Regions from separate parts of the Homo sapiens genome. Here all the other regions are linked to region 1. A link is a contact called in ENCODE Hi-C or POLR2A ChIA-PET data. All regions are on one chromosome and are shown on one strand. Each heading gives the region's core, a stretch centred on a gene start or an enhancer-like site at or near the end of the contact. The rest is flanking DNA. Distances are from core to core; before and after follow the strand shown.

The links. Hi-C counts contacts between places; a loop is a spot of excess contacts on that map. ChIA-PET counts read pairs that join two places held with the same protein, here RNA polymerase II (POLR2A). Pooled maps may share reads with other maps.
Region 2: a pooled map shows a loop between it and region 1 (4-fold over the local background). The contact joins two enhancer-like sites. A Hi-C loop is called at or near these places in 2 of 37 single-sample maps with no recorded cell type and 2 of 50 pooled maps. POLR2A ChIA-PET finds 5 or more read pairs at or near these places in 2 of 52 experiments (activated CD8-positive, alpha-beta memory T cell and activated T-cell).
Region 3: a pooled map shows a loop between it and region 1 (11-fold over the local background). The contact joins the promoter of RBBP5 here to the enhancer-like site in region 1. A Hi-C loop is called at or near these places in 1 of 168 maps with a recorded cell type or tissue (posterior cingulate gyrus) and 9 of 50 pooled maps.
Region 4: a loop to region 1 is called in a pooled map, with 6 times the contacts of the local background. The contact joins two enhancer-like sites. A Hi-C loop is called at or near these places in 7 of 50 pooled maps. POLR2A ChIA-PET finds 5 or more read pairs at or near these places in 10 of 52 experiments (A549, GM12878, HEK293T and 6 more).

What each region holds. Positions count from the first base shown.
Region 1 is chr1:204,806,186-204,809,040 of GRCh38, forward strand. No RefSeq gene overlaps it. Among named protein-coding and RNA genes, the nearest start is that of NFASC, 21 kb to the right of the region's middle. Within about 2 kb of position 1,499, at least 2 of the 41 ENCODE cell types and tissues checked have a DNase peak (open chromatin) inside an H3K27ac peak, as active enhancers do.
Region 2 is chr1:204,465,499-204,468,353 of GRCh38, forward strand. All of the region lies in intron 2 of PIK3C2B (phosphatidylinositol-4-phosphate 3-kinase catalytic subunit type 2 beta), which reads right to left. Among named protein-coding and RNA genes, the nearest start is that of PIK3C2B, 28 kb to the right of the region's middle. RefSeq lists an enhancer at 2,654-2,855. Within about 2 kb of position 1,400, at least 15 of the 41 ENCODE cell types and tissues checked have a DNase peak (open chromatin) inside an H3K27ac peak, as active enhancers do.
Region 3 is chr1:205,120,559-205,123,413 of GRCh38, forward strand. RBBP5 (RB binding protein 5, histone lysine methyltransferase complex subunit) reads right to left here and starts at 1,420. Exons shown (of 14, transcript NM_005057.4): 1 at 1,297-1,420. The coding sequence starts at 1,315. RefSeq lists enhancers at 1-38, 1,202-1,381, 1,522-1,741 and a silencer at 2,103-2,397.
Region 4 is chr1:204,543,134-204,545,988 of GRCh38, forward strand. MDM4 (MDM4 regulator of p53) reads left to right here. Exons shown (of 11, transcript NM_002393.5): 9 at 1,402-1,551. Among named protein-coding and RNA genes, the nearest start is that of LRRN2-AS1, 20 kb to the right of the region's middle. Within about 2 kb of position 1,363, at least 5 of the 41 ENCODE cell types and tissues checked have a DNase peak (open chromatin) inside an H3K27ac peak, as active enhancers do.

The DNA of each region.
Region 1 (2,855 bases), core at 249-2,748:
GAGTTTTTCAGTGACTTATGATTGTGCCACTGTGCTCCAACCTGAGCAAGAGTGAGACCCCACCTGTTTAAAATAAAAGGGGAATAAGGCTGGAAGCATCACACTATCTGACTATACTACAAACGTAAAATGCACTACAAAGCAATAGCAATCAAAACAGCATGGTACTTACTCGCAGAAAAACAGACACACAAAACAACAGAACAGAATAGAGAGACCAAGAATAAATCTATGCTCTTACAGCCAACTGATTTCCAACAAAGGCATCAAGAACACACATTGGGCAAAGGCCAATCTATCCAATAAAGGGTGCTGAGAAAACTGGATATTCATATGCAGAAAAATGAAACCAGACTCCCTATCTCTCACCATGTCCAAAAATCAAATAGAGACGGATTAAAAACCAATGTAAGGCCCGAAACTGTGAAACTACTGGAAGAAAATTGGGGAACCCCTTCATGACATTGGTCTGGGCAAGGATTTTTTGAATAAGACCAAAAAAGCACACGCAACAAAAGCAAAAACAGGCAAATAGGATTCCATTAAACTAACAAGCTTCTGCACAACAAAGGAAATGATCAGCAGAGTGAAGTGACGACCTACAGAATGGGAGAAAACATTCATATACTTCGCATCTGACAAGGGGTTAATATCCAGGACACACACGGAACTCAAAGAATTGTAAGTCTTAAACGATGGCTTTAAACAAATTTTGTGAAAATTTAACCATCAGGTCTGGTATAAGCCAGCTCCAGGACACCACTGGAAGGGTTCCTGTTTTGGAAGCTGGACTCTGTCCTCCTCTTGGAGCCCTCGGAGAGAGCAAGCGAGGCTGCTCTGTTCTGGAGGCTCCGTGCCCCTGAGGCCTTTGACCCCGTTACCCGCGTTCCTCCCCTTGAAGCCCGGTCCCGCTCTCCCAACACCAGTGTTCTGCTGCCCCCTAATGGCAGCTTCTGCCATCTGCGGCTGTCCGGGAGCTAGATCCACCGCAAAGTCCACCAGCTCCGCTCCAGGATCAGAGACCCCTGAGCAGGTTAAACAATCTTCCCCCTCCACTCCAGACTTTTGGAACCCAAGGACGGCCGGGTCAGAGTACCCAGGACCTCAAGCCCCGCTGCCCCTTGTCCATCCCAGAATCGTGGTTTCCCACTGCCCTCTGCAGTGCCGCGGCGAAGTGATGAGCCCGGCACTGTGGCGCCACCTAGTGCCTCTGCTGGGTCAGTGGCACCTGCACCTGCACTGCCAGCCCCCTGCTGGGAGAATTCCGACTCAAGAACTGTAGTTTGTTGTGTGTTGTTTTTGCTTTGGGGCTCACTGGGAAACTCTCACCAGTCACCTGCATTACAGCCTGGGGCTTCCTGTCACTGTAGAGCAGGTAAGAAGAGGAGGGAAAGAAAAGACCTCAGCAGCACAGCACCAGACCTTCCTCCACTTGGTGGGGCCTTCTGACCACGAATGGTGAATAGTCCAACTAACAACTAAAAGCTCCAGCTGGGAGGACCCTGGAGCTCCCCTGAGCCTGTGGCCTTCAAACGGTACTGACCAAGCCCATCAGTAAGCAGTGCATTTTACAACGCAACAGTCCAGGACACCCCTGCGTTGAAAGAACTCAGGAAGCAATACTTACCCTTAGTATGCATAGCGTATTTTGACACTTCCATTACTTTTGATTCTAAAAAAAAAAAAAAAACTTGCCACAACTTAATAACTGAATTCACAGTTCATTAATGGGTCACCACCTACAGTTTACAAAACAATAATCTAGCCCTCAGTTCACTGAGAAGAAACAGAGGACAAAGAACAAATTTGCCCAATAGCAAATTAGGGGCAGATTCAGATCTAGGATCTAGAATCCAGGTCTCTGATGCCCAGTCTCATCACTTCAAGGCCTCCTCTGGGCTCTGTACCAAGTTCCTTTTGCACTGAAGCACAGAGCTCTGTCTCTCTCTGTGGCCCAGATCTATATAGGGCAGACTGTCAGGATCTGACTGCAGGCCCCTTTGTGCCCTGGAAGTAAGGGGTTGTCAATTGCTGTTTCTCTTATAATGAACTTCTCCTGTTCTAGCACAAGGCGGCAGCAAAGAGAAGCAAATGGCCTTGATAGTTGGAAGGAAAAAGGAGAAAATAGGCTCTGGGCAGTTCCGGTAACCTAACAAGTAAATGAGTAGCGTTAGCGTTTTGCTTGAGATCAAAAGCCAAAGGGCGGTATTTTGTCAAAGACCTTTGGAACTTAATTTTAAAAGTTAAGGAGGGCCAGGCATGGTGGCTCACACCTGTAATCCCAGCACTTTGGGAGGCTGAGGCAGGGAGATTCCTTGAGTCCAGGAGTTTGAGACCAGCCTGACAACATAGCGAGATCTTGTCTCTACAAATAAAAAACAAAAAATTAGCTGGGTGTTGTGGTGCACATCTGTGGTTCCAGCTTCTTAAGAGGCTGAGGCACGAGGATCCCTTGAGCCCAGGAGGTTGAGGTTGCAGTGAGCTGTAATCATACCACTGCACTCTAGCCTGGGTGACAGAGCAAGACCCTGTCTCAAAATAAATAAAGGCTAAAGGGTGTTGGGAATACTCTAGTCTAAACAATACCTGATGCACTGTTTGTTGCAGGAGTGTTGATAAAAAAGAAATCCGTAATCTTCCTAGAGAGCATATGAATTTTATTTTAAAATTTTAAAATGTTCAAACCCACTGATCCAGAAATTCCACTAAAAGGAATATATAAAGTGCTAATTTTATCCATACAAAGTTGGTCACCACAACATTTGATATTTTTTTGACAGAAAGAGCTAAATAATATCTACATGGAATTAGTTTTAAATCTTGTGTACACCAAAACCAAAAATGTAATACTATGC
Region 2 (2,855 bases), core at 150-2,649, 340 kb before region 1:
GACCAGGAGCCAAGTTGAAGAAGGAGGCGAAGCTCTGGCTGAGATGGACAAGAGTGTGGCCAAAGCCACTTCAGGAGGGGACAGTCTGATAAGCGTGAGGCAGCCAGTAAGGCAATCCAGTGCTGTTGGGCCTCTCCTGCAACACGGGCTTTCCGGGGGATTCTCCCAGAGGCGTGACAGGGAGCAGAGCAGACAGCTGTTTTTCCCAGCCCCTCTACTGAGGCTAGAGCAGGTGGGCGGCCCAAATGGTGCCCAGGGAAGCTTGGCCCTGGTCTAAAGCCTCAATATCCACAAGCCCCATGGACCCAAAGCAGAGAGAGACCCAGAACCCTTAGATAGAGGAGATGACTCAGACACATGTGCCTTCTGGGTAAATGCTATTTGAGGAAGAAAGCGTCAAAGCAGTGGTCTGGGCAGGGGAGGACCTGGTAGAAGCTTGGCTCCTCTGGCTTCCGAGTCAGCCGGCTCTGAACGGCCGGAATGTCAGGGAGCCTGCCTTGGCCCCACTTCCTCTCTCAAAATACGTGTGTGGTGGTAGGATTCTCAGACAAGGTCCCAAACGGTCTCCCATCCCAGAGCTGCTTTCAGTCACCCAGGAGGGTTCCTAAAGAAGCCCCTAGCAAGGCCTGTAGCCCAGCCCTAGGGAGAAGGAAGTGAGGGGGAGGGAGAGCTGGTGCATGACAGGTTTCTGCCTGAGGGGTCTGCTCAGGGCAGCCTGGGAGGCCACACCAGGGACGAGGCTTCAGCTCAGATGGAGATAAGGCCGGCATGTGGTTCCAACAGCTGTTTCTGGCGGGAGTCTAGCTCCGGCCTGTGCACATAGCAACGCCTCACATCTCTCACCCAACCTCTTGGCTACTCTCAAGTCCTCTCTGCCTCTTGGGGCAGATGACAGCAACTGAGCTCCTCATTTGAATATCCAGACTGTTTCCTCTGGTTGACCCTCTCTTGTTAGGCTTGCTCCCCTGGGTGTGCATGGGCGGCGGGGGGTGGGGGTGCACAGAGGGGAGGGCAGCAGTGGGGACAGTTGGCATGTGAGGCCCTGGCTCTGCCAAGTTCGTGCCTGTGTCCCAGTCAAAACAATAGCACCACTGTCAGCAATTAACCCACAAGAGAAAGGAGAGAGAGAGGAAGAAAAAGAGAAAGAGAGAGAGACAGTGGGGGGAGGGAAGAGAAGGCAAGAGAGGGAGAGAACAGAGTGGTCACTGAAGGCCACTCTCATGTCCTTTCTGTACCACTCACTGGCACCATAAGAAAACAAAAGCCACTTACGTTTGCCCAGCTGGCAGGCCCTGGTGGCATCACCCGATGCTGGCTGGGGGAGTCTGCCGGGCAGAGGCTGGCAGCAGGGGTATCAGGCTGGCATTTGGAGCCAGCCAGTTCCAGAGCTGGCTCCGCTGGCCTGGGATAAGGAGGTTCCCTCTGGCTGGAAGCCCGACGAAAGCGGGGCGGTGGTATAGGCCGAGGGCCCAAGGGGTCCCCCCTCCCAGCAGGCTGAGCCCCTGCAACAAGCTGAGCCGGGGAGGACCAAGGCCGCATTTCCCCACTCAGAACTGGCAAGAGCTTTTTGCTTTGTGTCCGCTTCTTCAAGGAGATTCTGGGCTGAGCTCTGTCTCAGAACTCTGATGACATGCAGGGGATGGGGAAGGGTGAGGGAGTAGGGGAGGCAGGAGAGAGAAGGAGTGACAGAGGTGACCACCTACCAGGGTGCCCTGACTCAGTGAGCAGGCCCAGCTGGGTGTGAGGAACTCAGAGCTGGGAACAGGAATCTCCCAGTCCCTATAAATAGCGGGAACAGCCCCACCTCTCAGAGCAGGGCCTTTAAAAATCCCTGAGCTCTAGGGATGTGGCTTATCCCAGGAGCTGATTCTGCTTTTGGGGGGACTCTCTTAGGAGAAGCGGAGGAAGGAAGAACTGTGTAGCTCTTCAGAGTTGGGAAGGTTCCCAAAGGCTAGACACAAGGTGGGAAAACCCCAGTGCCCCTTAAACAATGGCTAAGGAGGAAACCAGGACAGAATGAAGTAGAATGCTAAGCTGTCACAGAAGGCATCAGCAGCCAGGGGCATTGGCTTACACCTGTAATCCCAGAACTTTGGGAGGCCAAAGTGGACAGATCACCTGAGGTCAGGAGTTCAAGACCAGCCTGGCCAATGTGGTGAAACCCCGTCTCTACTAAAAATACAAAAATTAGCTGGGCATGGTGGCAGGTGCCTGTAATCCCAGCTACTTGGGAGGCTGAGGCAGGAGAATCTCTTGAACCCGGGAGGCAGAGGCTGCAGTGAGCCAAGATAGCGCCACTGCACTAAAGCCTGGTGACAGAGTGAGACTCTGTCTCAAAAAAAAAAAAAAAAAGAAGGCATCAGCCATGGGGGTGTCACTTGTCTCTTGACTCCTTGCAGCCAGGGTTTCCAGGGACCAAGGATGAAACACAAATAGGCCTTCTGGTCCTACCCAGGAGATGCTGCTGAAGCTCCCCTAAACCAGAAAAAAGATCAGAGCTGCCCTGGCACCTGCCTGGGGGCTTTGACCTAGATAGTTCGCTATTTTACACTATGTACTGATAAAAATAAAACTATTTGTCATACTGCATATTTTTTCTAAATATTTTCATTGTGAGAAGAGAATGAGTAGAGATGAATAATGCAAGGGTTGCACGACAATGTGAATGTCGTCAGTGCCACTGACTGCACACTTCCAAATGGTTACGGTGGCGAATTTTACGTTACGTATATTTTATCACAATAAAGAACAGAGCAGGGAGAGAGAGAGAGAGAAAGGGAGAAGGAGAGGAGGAGACAGAAGGCTTAGGAACGAGAGAGGCCAGGGCTGAATGCTGGCCCTGCTATTGCTTGCTG
Region 3 (2,855 bases), core at 170-2,669, 310 kb after region 1:
ATTGCTTGGGGCCAGGAGTTTGAGACCAGCCTGGCCAACACAGTGAAACCCCATCTCTGCTAAACATACAAAAATTAGCCAGGCATGGCAGTGCGCACCTGTAGTACCAGCTACTCAGGAGGCTGAGGCACGAGAATCACTCGAACCCAGGAGACAGAGGTTGCAGTGAGCCAAGACTGTGCCACTGCACTCCAGCCTAGGCGACGGCGCGAGGCTGTCTTAAAAAAAAAAAAAAAAGTCCACTTAAAACTCCAACTCCTCCACAGGTTTGGGGGGTTTGTTTTTCCTGGTTGACTTCTTCCTTTACCCCAAAGACATTCACTCTCTGTTCCAAACATTCTTAGCAACTGGTAATGACTCTTTCAGGCCTGCCTACATTCTGCAATATCCTACAGCTATTTTACATAATCACCTTAAACTCCCTGCTTAATGAAAAGCTCTTTAAGGGCAAAGACCATTTTTTATGTATCTTTGTAGCCCTTTTGACAATTAACATATCTTCTGACTTTTTTAAAAGAGAAACCTAACCATTAGGAACAGCAAGTAGTGCAGAAGTCCTTGAAAACCTCAGCTACCCCTAGAATACCATGCTAAATGTCACCTAATGGAAGTCCAGGAGAAAGGACCTACAGTTTTTAAATAATCTGGATAGGAGGTAAGGAGGCAATGACTCAAAGTGAGGGCGACAAAAGACAACTCCCTCCGTATTTCACACCTCAGTGTTTTACACACCGTCCCTAGCAAAGGACCTTAAACAGAAAGTTAGGATAATTGGATTCCAGTGCCAACTATGCCATTTACTTGCTTAGTGCCTAGCCATTACCCTCTGAGCCTTTATTCATCTGTTCAATGAGAAGCTTCTACCAGAAGATCTCCAAGTCCCCTCCTTAGACTTCTCTTTTCTACAAAAAGATTAACCTGTTCAGGCACCCAATTCCCTGACAAGTCTTCAAAGCTTCATCCCAAGCCTCACTTCTTCAAATTCCATCTCCAACAACTCTGGTCCTGGCTGCTCTGGGTACTTCAACACCTGCGATCCTCATAATCAAAGCTAAGTCACAAACTGTCTGTCCCCATCGCTCCATAATTGATATGAAAGTGGCCTCGGGAGGGGCAATGCAACCTACTCGGGCAGAAGGTGGGCTTCCTCCTCCCGCTGCTGCTCCACATCAGGTGTGCCCAGTGATCCATAGCCGAACAGTGTCCCTAAGATTGCAGCCTGACTCCCCTCCCGCCTGGGTTCCCTCCTTTCCAGTACCCAACGCTTCTCTAAAACGCAGCCACAGCCCTTCTCACCCAGCAACTCGAGGTTCATCCCTGCGGACTGTGGCCGCCCGGTCTCAGCTCCGGCAACAACACCTTCTCCCCGGCCGGCTTCAGCAACTTGCGTCTAAGTGGTGGACGCCGCGAAGAGACTGGCGCAAGCTCCGAAGACTTTCGGCCTTAGAAGGCCCCGCGGCTTCCGCTTTCTTCCCCCGCCTTCCTTGTTCGTTTCAGGTGGGCTGCCCAAATATATGCCTGACCAAAATCAAGCATACACTCTCTCGGAAACAATTAATTATGATCTTTGCTGAGGTACAACAATGTTATCGTCACTAGGGACTTTAAATAGCGCGACAATTTAAGATTATTTGCTCCGGGAACATGTAGGTGAGGTAGAAATTCCAGGCATACAGTTAACCTACTAGTTCTTGCCCTGTTGTGTGTTCAGCGGCGTTGTCCGGGCGGGCTACCTCAGACTCCGCAGGAAAGGTTCCGGACAAGTCCTGCTAATGCAAGAAACCAGGGAAGGTCGTCCCCTAGTGCTCGGGTGTGTAGCGCCGCTGACCTCACCAAGGCGCGTACTTACCCTGTATGTAGGTGGCGTTGCAGGGTGTTTCGGTCTCGTGAAAATTATTTCTCATTTGTAAAGATATGCTATTGATCCTACAGAAAGGTACGACAACATATGTTAGGCCTGTCTGTGTTAAGATAATAAAAACCTTATTATCTAAGGTTTTACCCTTTACCAAACAGTGTTGACAGGGACGCTGTGAAAAAGACTGTGAAAAAGAATTGGAATGAGGGGTGGACTGAGTTTCCCGGAGCTCAGTCATACAGAACTCCAATGAAATACCCAAAGCAATTAGAGAAGTCCAGTTACTGGTATCTAGCGAAAGAGCAAATTTTATATGAACAAATTCCTACTATAAATGCTGTGGCTCATCAGAAAAAGGAAACAACGTCAAAGGCTCGCTGCAGAAAATAGTACTCGGGCTAGGTCTCCGACAATGGAAAAATACACATACACAAGTTTATTAATCGCAGTATTGTCTGCAATTGCAAACTTTTGGAAACAATAATGAAACTTTTGAACTAGGGAGCCCAGCATTTTCATGTTGCCCAGGGCCCTGCAAATTATGTAGCTAGTCCAGTCTGCCTCTACTTGACAAATTTGCAGAAAAAGCAGCCTCATTCACACAGTGCACCCTGTCCCTGGGCCCCAGTTGATTGCTCTTTCAGTAAGCCCCTGACCTAAGCTCAACCCAATTAAATTCCTTTCCCAAGAATTTGGAATGGGAATTAAGTGGCCCCCACAGTCTGACACATCGATTGAAGAGAGTAAATGTGAATTAAGGAGCTATTTAAAGCGCCTAATAATAGATGGACACCATGGTAGTTGGCTGCAGGTTGCAGAATGAAGCAGAAGTCCAGAAACTAGTCAAAGATAATACTTGGTGTATCCAATTAGTTCCCAAGAACATATTACATTAATGTCTTCTATTTCCATTATCCTTGGACCTTTATAAAGTATGTCTTTTGCAGCCGGGTGCGGTGGCTCACGCCTGTAATCCCAGCACTTTGGGAGGCCGAGG
Region 4 (2,855 bases), core at 113-2,612, 260 kb before region 1:
AGTTTCCAGATGCCTATTTAACTAACAACTCTACTTAGAGGATTTGACATTGAACAATTTCAAAATGGAGCCTTTGGCTGTGCGTAGTGGCTCATGCCTGTAATCTCTGGGAGTCCCAGCCTATAACACTGGGAGGCCGAGACAGGAGGATTGCTTGAGCCCAGGAGTTTGAGACCAGCCTAGGCAACATAGACACCATTTTTACAAAAAATTAAAAATTAGCCAGGCGTGGTGGCGTGCGCCTGTTTTACTATAGTAATAACTGATTCAGCCCCCTCCTTCCTCACTTCCTGTCATTCTTCTTTGTTCACTACATGCGTTTTGGATATACTAGGCTCCTTTCTGACACTGTAGCCCAAAATTGCTGCCTTCCTCAGGCACCTTAAGTTTGTTCTTTACTCTTTCTGGAACACTGTTCCCCCACATTCTTTCTTTGCCTTCTCATGATTTAGGACTCACCTCAAATGTAATTTCTTCAAAGAGGTCATCCCTGGCCACAAAGGCTATTATGTTACACAGTTCCAGTAGGATCCATTCGCTTTTTGTTTTGGAGCTGTGTAGCTATAGGTGGTGGCCCTGCCAAACCCATCCCTAGTTAAAATAGCCTCCTCTCTAGCCACTCTTCTCTTTTATCCTATTTTATTCTCCATAGTACTTCTCACTTTGTAAAAATATTGCTATATTTTATGTATGTGTTGTCTGTTTACCACTGAAATGTAAGGCCAGGGCTTTTGTATTATTCACTACTTTTTCCATTACCTGGTACCTAGAACAGTATGTGGCACATAATAGGTATTCAGTGAGTATTTGTTTAATAAATGGATGAGTATTTAATAGTGTGCAAAATAATAAATTGTCTCTCATGAATGTTGTAGAAAAGCATGTCATGAAATATTCATAGATGAATGCAGAAGGTTAGTTCTATATGGAGTTCAGAAAGTGTCAGGACAAAAGGTTTGGGTGACCATCAGTATTTCTCATATTTCTTTAATAAACATCCTTGACCATTTTAAGGGAAAGAATATGTCAGAACTAATGGAATGTTTTGTAGCTTCTTAGAGTGTCACCTGTAGAAGGGAATTTAGGGAATAGATTCTATTTACTTGAGCAACTACAAGTCCTTACCTTTTAAACTCTTCAGTACTGTTTCTTAGGTGTTATACCTGATTTAGTGTTAAAAGAGAAAAGTCCATGCCTGACACCATTATATCCATCCATTAGTTTATCCACAGTAGGTGTCAAGTAGATATATGTTGAATGAATACATGTCCACTGAATAAAGGCAAGATGTTCTTTGGCGATGTAGTGTGACGACATTGAGTTTTGGGTTCATTTGTGTTGTTTCAACATCTCTGATAAACCTCTGAATACAGAAACTCATGTTTGTTTTTTTTCTGTTAGGATGTGGGTACTGCCATTGTTTCAGATACTACAGATGACTTGTGGTTTTTGAATGAGTCAGTATCAGAGCAGTTAGGTGTTGGAATAAAAGTTGAAGCTGCTGATACTGAACAAACAAGTGAAGAAGTAGGGAAAGTAAGTGACAAAAAGGTATGTTGTGGAAAAATTCCATGTTGATTCTGTTTGTGTGCTCATAGTATCATCTGTTGAGATTTCTTTGTATCTGTTTTTACAACAGATTGCTCACATAATCCCCTTTTTAACTTTAATTAATTTTTCAATCCAATTTTAAGATTCACATTAAGTAATGTTAACCAGGGCTGCCTTAAAAGCCCCTACTTAGTCAAAAGCAGTAAGCTACTCTTTTTTCCCCTGATTATAGCAACAAGCTACCTTTTCTCTCCCTTTGCTAACAAGGTAAGGTGCTAATCAAGCTTGTCCAACCCACAGCCTGTGGACCACATGCGGCCCAGAACAACTTTGAATCAACACAAATTCATAAACTTTTAAAAAACATTATGAGTTTTCTTGCGATTTTTTTTCTCCTTTTAGCTCATCAGTTATCATTAGTGTTAGTGTATTTTATGTGTGGCCCAAGACAATTCTTCCAGTGTGACCCAGGGAAGCCAAAAGGTTGGACACCCCTGTTGTAAATGAACAGCAGTCTGTAGGAGAAAACTTATTTCTTGGAAATCTTGATAGCTTCCATAACCATGTTGTACCTAAATGGAAAGATAAGATTATTTCTTTGTAGCTATTTTAGTGTTAAAATAGTAGAAAAGAGGGGAGATTGAACTCTGAGTACATACATATGGTATGTACTCATGAAGTACTCATGTGTATGGTATGTACTCATGTACAGATGAAGAGTCATACAGGCAACTTGCTCAAGACTCAGAAGAAATTGGGGAGGAGATCCAGTGGCCAGCATGTAGAAGAGTGTTGGTAAACATCCATCGGATAAATACAGCAAAGAAAAAATTGGGTCATCCTTTTTAGTTATTTAAGGGATTTTCATAAGAATTTTGAGTTCCTGAAGGATACCCTAGTATATTCGTTGTAGTCAAATGGTACCTGGGTTCTCTTAGACTAGTTATATGGGTAGCATTAGAAGGAATGCAGGTGGCTTGAATTAAGACAAAAGTGACATTTGGAAACTTTTATTTATTTATTTTTGAGATGGGATCTCACTGTTTTGCCCAACCTGGTCTTAAACTTCTTAGCTCAAGTGGTCCTTCCACTTCAGCCTCCCAAGTAGCTGGGGTCACAGGCATGTGCAGCCATACCTGGCCTAGGAAACGTCTATAGAGAGAGATGGGACTTAAAATACTTGGCCATTTGTGAGAAGGTTGCTGTACAGAGGTTCATAATTGTTTCATAATTGGTTTTATTCTTTTTATTGGACCACAAAACTAGGGCTTTAAATTTTTAAATTCTAAATTTTAAAATTTAGA